Regions from separate parts of the Homo sapiens genome. Here region 1 is linked to region 2. Evidence: chromatin contacts called from ENCODE Hi-C or POLR2A ChIA-PET data. All regions are on one chromosome and are shown on one strand. Each heading gives the region's core, a stretch centred on a gene start or an enhancer-like site at or near the end of the contact. The rest is flanking DNA. Distances are from core to core; before and after follow the strand shown.

Region 1 (5,243 bases), core at 897-3,396, 380 kb before region 2:
ACTAAAGAACTTATATACATCACAATAAACCACTTGCTCCCCAAAAACTATTGAAATGAAAAAAAAAAAAAAGCCTGGTAATAATGGTTTCCCTTGGGAAGGGACAGTGGTTTTCCTTGTACTATTTAAGTTTTGTACCATGTACAAATACGTGTTCCAAAAGCAGTGTTACTTCTATTCATTTTAGGAGTTAATATGAAAGTCCTGACATTAAATCTGTTTAGGCTGGTGATCTAATATTGCTAGTTCCTTGGTGAGGGTTGTGGTACTTTCACTACCACATCCGTCTGTTTAGTAGTTCAGTGATTACACGAGGTAAGAAAATGAAATCATCTTAAACTCAGACCTGGACCTTGACCCTGTATTTGATATTTTTTGCTGCCTTAAGATAGTGTTAGCTGTTCTTGAAGGAATGCAAAATGCTGGTTCAGGTGGCTGACATATATTCATAGCCTCCATTTCTTCCTCCTCCTCATAAGCATGGTACCTATCTCCCAAAGTGCCAGAGTGACAGTGAGGACTTGTCAAGAGCCATTCATCTCTAGAAGCACTGTGAACTTTAGCCAAGCATATGGTTCAGTTATTCAGGATCTTTAAAGACATTATTGAACCAGCGGGAGTGGGCTTGTTATGTCTTAACTTTAGGGGGGAAAAGGGGGTGGGGTAGAGATTTAGGCTTTTGCATTTATAACATATACTTTTTAGGGAAAAGTGTTAATTAAGCATAATTTTATTTTCAGCATTTATAAGATAAACATGATGTAGCATCAACTGTTCATTGTCCATAGCTTGCTAAATTTTGAGTTGCCAAGACTCTTGTGAAAATTCTGTTTCCCATTGCAGTGGCATAGTGTAAGTTATTTTTTAAGGAAATAGGTTAATTTGTTTATGTGATGAACACATGTGCAGGTGAGACTTTGCCCAGATTGGAGACTTTGACTTTGAGTCACTCCACTTTATTTATATAGTATCCCAGGAAGGTTAGCCAAATATGTGTAGAAGCTGCCAGTATTAATGATTGTTAGAAGACCAGCTTAGTGCATACAGTGTTTACAGCGCACCTGGCATGCTTCTATGCTTGTATATACCTTAGTTCATTTAATCTTCCTCATACAATTGAATTATGCGATATCATTATTCTCAATTTACACTTGAGAAAACTAAGGCATACAGAGATGATTTTTCAACAGTGCTTCAGTAAGTTAACAGTTAAGTTGAAAAGACTTTTTTTTAATTAAAAGGGAATATTGAATAAGCTAAGAAAAAATGAAGGTAATTAATAACTTGAAGATTAGATGTGCAGTATTAAATAAAACACTGGAGAAAAGGATCGAACTTTTCAATGATGTTTCTAAAAATCCATGCCTAGCCTTGCCACTAAAGGAATTCCAAGATGTTTATCCCTGTGAACAGAAAAACAATCAGCACAACTCTGTGGAAAGGCAATAGGCAAAAGAGAAATCACTTTCTAACCAGCAAAAGCTTTTACAGAAGTCTTCAGATTCTGTATTTTTAAAAGTAATGAGAATTAACTTTTCAGAAGCCTGGAAATAGAACTCAACACACCTGTTTGAGAAGATAAGCGACGAGAGGCACCTTAGCTTAGCCTGCGAGGTTAAAAGTTAAGACTCCAGTCTGTATTCTCAAACCAGCTTAGTCTCTTAAAGTTGTTAAGAAGCAAATGAGATTAAAGCATATAAACAAATGCCTGGCGAGTAGAAAGAGCTCAGTGCTTGCTTGTGTAGCTATTAGTTTCTACATGCAAAGGGCTGGGGAAACAGGATTATGTGAATGAGAAAGGGTCCAGGAAACACCCTTCTGTGGTCCTCTAGGTTTTTTCTGAGAGCCTGGCAGATAGTAGGCATTTATTATAGTGACAAATCATCTTTAAGAAATCAACTTGGTAAACATTGGGGGGAAGTGCAGCCTTAAGTTGTGCATGTGCTAGTATGTTTTGAAGTTTCTGGTTTTTCTTTTCTAGGTTCTTATAGAGACTGCTAAGAAGCTAGGACTCCGGTGCCACTCAAAGGGGACAATGGTCACAATCGAGGGACCTCGTTTTAGCTCCCGGGCAGAAAGCTTCATGTTCCGCACCTGGGGGGCGGATGTTATCAACATGACCACAGTTCCAGAGGTGGTTCTTGCTAAGGAGGCTGGAATTTGTTACGCAAGTATCGCCATGGCGACAGATTATGACTGCTGGAAGGAGCACGAGGAAGCAGTAGGTGGAATTCTTTTCTAAGCACATATAGCATGGGTTTCTGGGTGCCAATAGGGTGTCTTAACTGTTTGTTTCTATTACGTTAGTTTCAGAAAGTGCCTTTCTACAAGGTTTTGAAGTTGTTAATATTTTCTGTAGTTCCATTGGAAGGTAAGAACAAAGATCAAAGGAAAGAAAGAGACACTTTTACCCAAGGATCAGTAGTGAAAATAGTACATTGTAGGCAGGTAGATGTGTTGAGAATCATACTAAGACTTGGGCCTTATTTTCAGGATAAAGGTGTATTTTGATTGCCAATTTCTGCTGCTATGCTACTGTTTTTTGTTTTCAAGAAGGAAAAAAATCTATTAACCCTTTCCTCATGAGAGGGCTGTATGTTCACATCCATCTATTTAACGTACCGTGGCTGGATACTCTGTTCAGCATAGAAATGTGACAACAAACAGAGAAGTCCTTAAGGAGCCGACATTCTGTCGGATGGAGATAGAAGTTAAGCAAACCAATATAAGAAAGCTAACGGTTATAAAGAAATAGAATGGTGAGGTACAAGGGTACACTAGGTCAACTGAATAGAGTTGACCAGACCAAATATTTGAAGTATGAGAAGCCTTCCTGTTTTAAGTGTGATGGGCAAGAAGGGCATGATTGAGTAGAGTGGAAAGGAGGGAGACTGGGGAGAAGGGAGAGAGAGGAGGGATGCAATACAGTAGGGCCAGGCCATACAGACCATGGTAAGGGTTTCAGATGGAAGGACAGTGAGGGGTTCAGGCAGGGAAGGCAGCAGGATCCAGCTGGAATTTGAGGACACTGGAACAATGAGGTCAGCTTCCAAAACAAAACAAAACAAAACTTTAAACATCTGTGTAAGTACAGGGTGGAATATAATGAATTCCAGGTACCCATCACTTAGGTTCCACAATTAGCCATGGCCAATCTTGTGTGATAGGTATGTCCCTACCTATTTCTCCCCTGCCCTCATTGTGAAGTAAATATTTTCCTAAAAGGTCTTTTTAAAATTAAGTTATAACCATGCCATCATTGTACAAAAATAATGATATTAATTTCTTAATATAATCAAATATTCAGACTATTCCTTTTTCCTTCAGTCTCATAATTTTTAACAATTTGATCAAATCAGAATCCCTTACAATCCATATGTTGTATTTTAATGATTACCTCTTGTCTCTTTTAATCTAATTTTCACCTCTTTCTCTTTTTATTCCTTGTGTTACTTGAATAAACTAGATCGTTCGTCCTGTCATTTATCTCATTTTAAGATAAAGGGACGACAAAACTGCAGTCACTTTTGAAGTAAGGAAAACATTTAGGGGTGACTTTCTGAGCACATTTAGGGTAAGTGACATCTCCAAAGAGGCCTAATATTGTACCACCGTTTTAGAGAGTTTGTTTTACTATCTAATGTGTACAGTGTTTTGGGTCATAGATGAACACAGGTTCTTTGTTTTTCATGAATTCCTTATGATGACTCTTCAGTGTAATAAACTGTTTGCTTAGTACTAGGATGCCTTTTATGTAAGAGATTCGCAAATTATTACATTAAGTCACAACATAATATCTTATTTGGCAGCTTTGGTAACCTAAGGAACAACTCAGCCTCGTAATGTCAAGAAGCTGCTTCCAATTAATAGGAAACTCCAGCCCCTGCCACACCCTGAGAGCGGTTTGCTTCCTGCCTGTGGCTTTCTGCTCAGTCTAATAACATATGTCTCCTCCTTTGTAGAACCAGCAGTGATTTCCTTTAGTAGCCAAATGAGGTTGGGGAAATAGTCAGCTGGAGCTACTTTATTGAAAAGCAGAGAAATTAAGCTCTGTAAGTGGAAAGGCTTGAAGACAGTGTTAAATGCTACAAGGAAGGCCCACAGAAAGATGGCATTATTTCAGCCAATCGTGTGTTGCAGCCTGGCATGGCAAAAAGGATTTGGAGTTCTCTAAACCCATCTTCAGATTTGAGTTGCTCCATTTGCTTGTCACATTGGGCGAGTTATTTCACTTGTTTACTCTTCTGTAGAATGAAGCCAGGGCTCTGGGTGAGGAGTGGAGGTTGTTTAGTCATTGTTTAGTCAGTTAGACCTTGAAAGATTACTGGAAGAATTAAACCAAATGAGATATGTAAAAAAGCTAGTATAATGCTGGCTTGTAAGAGGGTGGTCATCAGATGGTGGCTCTGATGGAGTGGGGGGCCTGAGAGGTGGGTAGTATCAGGGAAAAGCATTTAAACTGCACCTTGAAGAGAGGGTTTATTTTGGGAAGGTCAGTAGGAAGGACATTTTGGGTGAAGCCCAACAGCTGGAACAAAGAGAAGGGAGGTCAGTGTCTATACAGAAATAACCAGTCACAGGAAAAATATATAAGGAAATGAGTAAATACAAGGCAAATTTCTTGGATGCTTCATGTCTGCATTCAAAGACTCAGCTTAAAACATATCATTTACATGTGCCTGGCAGATACCCAGCCTGTCACTGCTTTGTGTTCCCATAGTAGTGCAAACTCCCCTCTGCTACAGTGTTCATCATTTTTTCCTATACACATCTTGGTGTTTGTGGGTGGGATCTGGACTATGCTTAAGGAAATAGAAAGATGTAATCCTTGTGTCCCTGAATGCTGGATTTCTTCGAAGCATAGGAAGGCATGTCAAGTACTCTATCTCTGATGGTAATTTTGTGTTCACTTTCTTCAACTTTTTCTTATGAAGCTATTTTAGTCATATACAGAAGTAGCTAATAGCACGAGCTTCCATGAATTCAGCATCTAGCTTCAACCATTATATTAACTTACAACCAATATGATTATTACTCCCATCAATAATTTTATCCATAAACACTTCAGGAGGTATCTAACATGAGCACATTATCATTTTCATTCTCCAATAATAATTCTTTAATATACCCAGCCAGAATTTAAATTTCTGGTTAAATGCCTTAAATTATTCTTTTGGTTGCAAGCTTTTTATGAAGGAACCAGATCATTTGTCCTGTTGAGTTTCCCACAGTCTGAATTGCTG
Region 2 (5,798 bases), core at 1,164-3,663:
GGTTCTTATCTCATTGCTGACTGCTAATTAACAATTTGTGATTGGTAGGTCCTTGGACTACACTTTAGGTAACACTGAAATAAATAATCTCAGGGACAATCTCAGCAATGGGATATAGTGCTACAGACAAGCTACTTTTGAAAGGGAGTTGGCTCTGGGAATCAATTTTCCTTCATTCTATTGGCACTTCATCATTGCTCTCCTCCATTCATACAAGAGCACTCCAATTTTTAAAAGTTTCAGCCTTTCTACTCTTAAACATTTCAGCCTTTCTCTCTTAAAAATTGGTCTCTATGGCAGCAGAATAAGGGGAACCAGCAGTGGCAAGTTAGTCTTGCAGAAGAGAAGGAGTTCAGACTTCAGACTTGACCATTCTTTGTCAAACCTTGAAGCTCTGCCCACTAGCTCTGTGCTAATGGATGCTTTGGGAAGACTTCATTCCATGGGAAATGGAGTTTACTGGAACAGAATATGGATAATCTTCTAAAAGAAAGAAAGAGACAAAAGCAGGGATGATCACAGAGTGTTTCCTGTCTCTATACACTGAGACATATTGGGAATTTCAGTTTCTGAAGATCCAAGAAATAATAAAAGGCCTAATTTCCCATCTTAATTTCAGGTTCAGTTTTTTCCTAATTCCCAGGTCTCTCAGGCTCTCAGGCATGCACAGGGCCTCGTTCAAGTTATGTCAGAAGAAATCGCTATTCACTTCAAAGAAAGTTCAAACTTCTCTAAGCATTAGTTTTTCTGATCGTAGATATAAATAATTGTCTACACCTTTTACAGCTGTTTAGAGTTTTAGAACTAATGCTTATAGATCCTCTTAGCACAGGTTCAGTGATATTCTAAGTGCTCCCTTAATGTTAGTTTTTACCTTGGAAGGGAAAGTTGGATAGGTGGTTACTTGTTTGTATGTATGGTTTACTTCTATGTCCAGGCTTCCATGTATACATTCAGAAAATACTTCCTTGATTCTTTTTCGCTATTTGTTTTTTACACAAAAACGAAGAGGCACGCTGTTATATGATTATTACTATGGGTTTAGTTAACACACTTTGAATTAGATGTTGTGGACCCCACATTTCTTTTTTTTTAGTGACTTGCACTCAGAGAGTTTGGTTAGAAAGTCACTTTGGTCTTGAGGGAGATAAACAACACATCCCCAAAGGGCAACCTGGAGTTGCCCTTTGATGTGATAGTTGCCCTTTGATGTGATAGTTAACCACATCAGTTAGTGAAGTGAGTGAGGGGAGGGGTAGTTTGATGAGCTAGCTCCCGCAAGGAGACAAGGTATCCCCCCACATTAACCTCATGCTTTGTGTCCCAAATCAGGACAACTTTGACTCATTTCAGTCTTTATTCCTAGGCAGAAGCAAGTCTTAGTCCATGCCAGTTTATCCCTTGATCTGAAAATAGTCTCTGGCTGTCAGACACAACTATGTCTGAAATTAAGATTAAGCCCTATGAGTCTTCAGTGAACAAAATGGAAATAAATGCTGAAAATCCCCCTACCTATCTTGAAAGCATACCCTGGAGTGAGAGGTTGTTTTCTCAATTAAAATTTATCTTTTCAGGTGTTTTGTAGAAGTCTAAAGACTCAGTCAGTGGGCATGAGTCATCTGGCTGTGGTAAGATTAGAAATTCCTAACACATGATATAGGAGGCCAGTGCTCCAGGAGGCAGAGAAAATGAAGGAAAACAGCTTTCTACAGCTCTTACCCCCACAACCCCCATCTCTCTGTAACTTAATTTTTCTTCTCAAGTTTCGAACAAGTACAGATAGAACAACTTGTTTTCTAATCTTTTTCTCTTTTTCTCATTCCTCTTCTTTCTTTATTCTTCTTTTCCCCCCTCTTTTTGTTTCCTTTTCCTGACTCTTGAAAACCATGGCAAGTGCTTATTATTTCAGTTGAATATGTTAAAAATTGTTATCAAGAAGTTGATTTTTTGTGTATAAAAATGGTGAACTAAGATACTGTTAAAAGAGTGGAATAAATGAAGAGGAGAGACAGAAGAACCAAAGATGGGAAAAGGACTGGAAAAGAAAAAGAGACTAAAAGGAAGGTAAGGGGCGAGGAGGAAATGGGCCTCTGAGCCTGTAGAGACCAATGGGGACTACGGAAGTCTGAGTTTATTTAAAAGACTAACTGGGGAACATACTTTGCTAAGTTGTGCTTTTTCACTAGCTAATATCATAACTAAAAAACCAAAGGTATTGCAGCTTCTATTTCAGGAAATCGCAATCCAACTATTCAATTTTTTTTTCAGCTGTTTTGATGTTAAAAGATAGGCCAGAGCACAGGTTTTGTGCATTTGAAATTGCTAAGTAGCTGGCCCCACGGGTTATTCACTCACAGTGCTCTTCAGGTGACTGGTCAGTGTTGGTGAGGATAATGTTTCCATTGCTCCTTCAGTCTCTTTGGCCTGCTTTCCTGAAGGAGAGTAATACAAATCCTAATTAAAATGAAAATGAGAAGTTACTAAAATGCCCTTTCCTTTACAGAACTCTATTTCATTTACAGAGGTCGGATGTTCGTGTTTAACTACCAAATCCCTCTATCTCACTTAGAGCTCAGGAGTCAAATAATCTAGACAAATAAGTCAATGTAGTTCCTAAAAGTGCCGAAGTACTTTTCTGCCATAATTTTTTTTTTTTTTTTTTTTTTACTTTGAGGACATCTAGCGGCGGTTTAGTGGCTGTGTTCTTCAAAGGCAAACTGGAAGAAACTTCAGGACATAGTAGCAATGGCAGAACCTATTTTTCTGAACACCTTCACACTTACAGTGATTTATCTTAAGCCTGAAGACAAAACTGCTGTGGTCCTGGAGGATAAACAGGCTCATTCCAGAATCTGCAGCTAAATCCTCACTTCCTTCTTTCACTGTTATCAGACAAAATTCCCTTGGCCTAATTGTTTTATGGGTAGTTTTTAATGAGCTCGTTGTTTATTGACACAAATAGATCTCCTTTTAAAGACTACAGAATGGCCACAATCATGTCATTTCATCAACTAATTAACAGATATTGATAGCCTGCTTTGGGTGGATATTTTGAGGGTCATACTAAGATAAGACAAAGGTTTACGTGAAAGGGAACTTTTGACCTCTTTATTCTGTTTGGGCTTGAATTTTATTGGGTAGCATCTTCATCGGTGGAAAGAGGGCAGGTCTTTTTCAAATGCTGGTGGTGAAAGACTTCAGTTCTGTCCTCAGAGACGAGGGCCTAATAATCTGAGTTTTCCTTTCCTCATTTGTAAATGAAGGTGATTATACTTAGTTCATAAGGTGGTTGTGATGATGATATGAAACCTGAAGACAACTCACATAGTGTCTAGTATCTGGAAGACACTAAAAAATTTTTAAAACCCCTTGTCTACTCCCCTCACTTCACCCCATGCCTTCGACATGGCCCTTGCTGTAGTGGTCTTCTGGGCAAAAGTGTTCACTGCCTCACCCAGAGCCCTGCAAATGCCACTCTGATCCATCTTCATCTGAGTCTTTGGAGCAAACCACATCTCACAGCTTTGTAATTCTGATCTACTGACTTGCCCTGGATCTTTCATACAAACCTGTTCTATAAGATCAAGGTAAATCACACAAAATAACTTGTTAGGCAGAGTTTCTGATAGTTATGATAAGCAGCATCAAAACTGGCTATTTTAGCAGTAAATTCCCTGATAATCATGGGTTCAAGAAGTGACATGTTCAGCTTGTTGACATGGGAGCTGTTGATATCTATATTTTTCATTTAATGTAAATTTAGACAAGGTGATTTCTAAGATCCTCACTGCATGTAACAAAGTTCAAACATTTTAATTCAGTCTCAAAGAGCCACTCTAGTCTACTCACTTCTTTAGATTTATCTTAGGTCACTGTTGCCTTGCTCATTATATTCCTACCCATTCATTTAAAAAACTCTTTTTGAACTCACTGAGCTCTTTGCTACCTTTTGACACTAGACATAAGTTTTCTTCTTTTTGGACTCCATGTTTTATTCTTCATCTGGCTAATTCCTTCCTATTCATCCTTTGGCATCAGCATAAATATTGCTTTATCAGAGAGATTATTTCTGACCCTAATCTAAATTTGGTCTCTTCCTTTATTCTCTCTCCTTATACTCCTCCTTCCTATTATAATTTCTAAACATGTGTTTGTGATTTTATTTGTTCATTTATTGTCTGTGTCCTCACTAGAAATGTATACTCAATGAGAATAGGGACATATCTGCATTATTTCCAATGTCTAGCAAGGTGCCTGGTTCATGCAGGGCATTCAGTATCAAATGGCTGAAACTCAACCCTTCTAATAAAAAAGTCAATGGCCCTATGACTCATTTCTACACTTTAACACACTCCACATTTCCCTTGACAAAACTTTTGTTTTGCTTAGTAGCCCTCTGGGGAATCCCCTTGCCTCAGATTATTTTTGGTTACTGACGGTTTCAATTCAGCAAATCTTGATTTATAAGAAAGATTTCTTAAAATAATCTTCATTTTTCTCCATTCAAAAAATTATTTTTCTTCTTAAACAGGCAATTCAGTGTAGGTTTTTAACATATCTTTTGTGCAAACTTATAATAGTTCAAATCCCATTGGTACAAATTCCCTCACAACAGATATCTTTGCACAATGAAAAGATTTTTTCAAGCCCTCAGTTTGTGGGCTGAGAACGACTAAAAAGTTGAAGTCTGTTCTCTAGATTCTTGTCAGTGAATAATGTGCAGTTCCATAGACCTTATTCTTGACATGTGACTAAGCCTTACCTACTAGTGAACTATTAAGGAAGGTATTAAGGAGTGCTAAAATGTGGTATTCGTAAGCACCAGAGTATTAATCAAGCTTCATGAGGATTTGAATTTCTCCTTCTTTTACCGTATTAGGCTGGCACAATGTCTTGGCAATTGTAAAACTCCCAGGTAATTGAAATTTCCAGGACTACCTATTTGATAATCATTATAGCATGGTTTTAAAATTGGTTTTGTATATGTGATTAATATTGCTTTTTCAAAATTGGAATTGCTGTTCATTTAGCTTGATTCTTTTCAATTTAACTGGTGAATTGTTTGGTTAACCTTTCCCAGATCCTTCCAGTCAGAAGTAATTTCTCTTATTTCTGAACTCTTATAGTTCTTTGTAATACCATTTTAGTAGCCTTTATCAAAACCTGTCTTTCAGATATTTGGCTATGTCATTCAGCTCCCATTTTTGGACCTCTTCTGCTTTCTGGATTGTCTTTCTCCATTAAAAAAACAATCTAGTTAATTCCTAACTGCTTTACTCTGCAAACCTCTAATTCTCACTTATCCTTTAAGGTTTAGCTTAGGCAACCCACTGGTTGCCTAAGTCTCTCCCACTTCCTCATCCTCATCTTCATTGCACACTTATATTACTCTGTGTATGACTCTGTTGTAACACTTACCATGCTAAACTGTCAATTTATTTCTCCCCACCAGACCATGCTTCTCAAAGTAGCCCACATTTTATTAGCACTCAGTATCATTGCCTTAACACAATACATGTTTAATAAAATTAATATGTTTTATTTCCTCAAGTAGACATGAAGGTCCTTAAGTTTAGAGATTATGTTTTATTCAGTCTTATATTTCATTGTCTACTATAATGTCTTGTATAGTACATGCTTTCAAAACTTTTGTGTAACTCTAAGGGAAAACCCCTACACTCTCCTCTTGTCTCTAAGAAAATGGGGCTATAAATATATCTCTAACTCAAGTTGGTGGGCATCTGCAGATTGCATTTCTATTTAAGAAACTCTAGGTATAGAAGTATCAGTGAGCCCAT

The links. Hi-C counts contacts between places; a loop is a spot of excess contacts on that map. ChIA-PET counts read pairs that join two places held with the same protein, here RNA polymerase II (POLR2A). Pooled maps may share reads with other maps.
Region 1: a loop to region 2 is called in a map of PC-9, with 13 times the contacts of the local background. The contact joins two enhancer-like sites. A Hi-C loop is called at or near these places in 1 of 168 maps with a recorded cell type or tissue (PC-9), 1 of 37 single-sample maps with no recorded cell type and 2 of 50 pooled maps. POLR2A ChIA-PET finds 5 or more read pairs at or near these places in 1 of 52 experiments (PC-9).

The regions. Positions count from the first base shown.
Region 1 is chr9:21,852,650-21,857,892 of GRCh38, forward strand. MTAP (methylthioadenosine phosphorylase) reads left to right here. Exons shown (of 8, transcript NM_002451.4): 6 at 1,982-2,221. Among named protein-coding and RNA genes, the nearest start is that of MTAP, 53 kb to the left of the region's middle. Within about 2 kb of position 2,147, at least 4 of the 41 ENCODE cell types and tissues checked have a DNase peak (open chromatin) inside an H3K27ac peak, as active enhancers do.
Region 2 is chr9:22,236,483-22,242,280 of GRCh38, forward strand. No RefSeq gene overlaps it. Among named protein-coding and RNA genes, the nearest start is that of DMRTA1, 210 kb to the right of the region's middle. Within about 2 kb of position 2,414, at least 6 of the 41 ENCODE cell types and tissues checked have a DNase peak (open chromatin) inside an H3K27ac peak, as active enhancers do.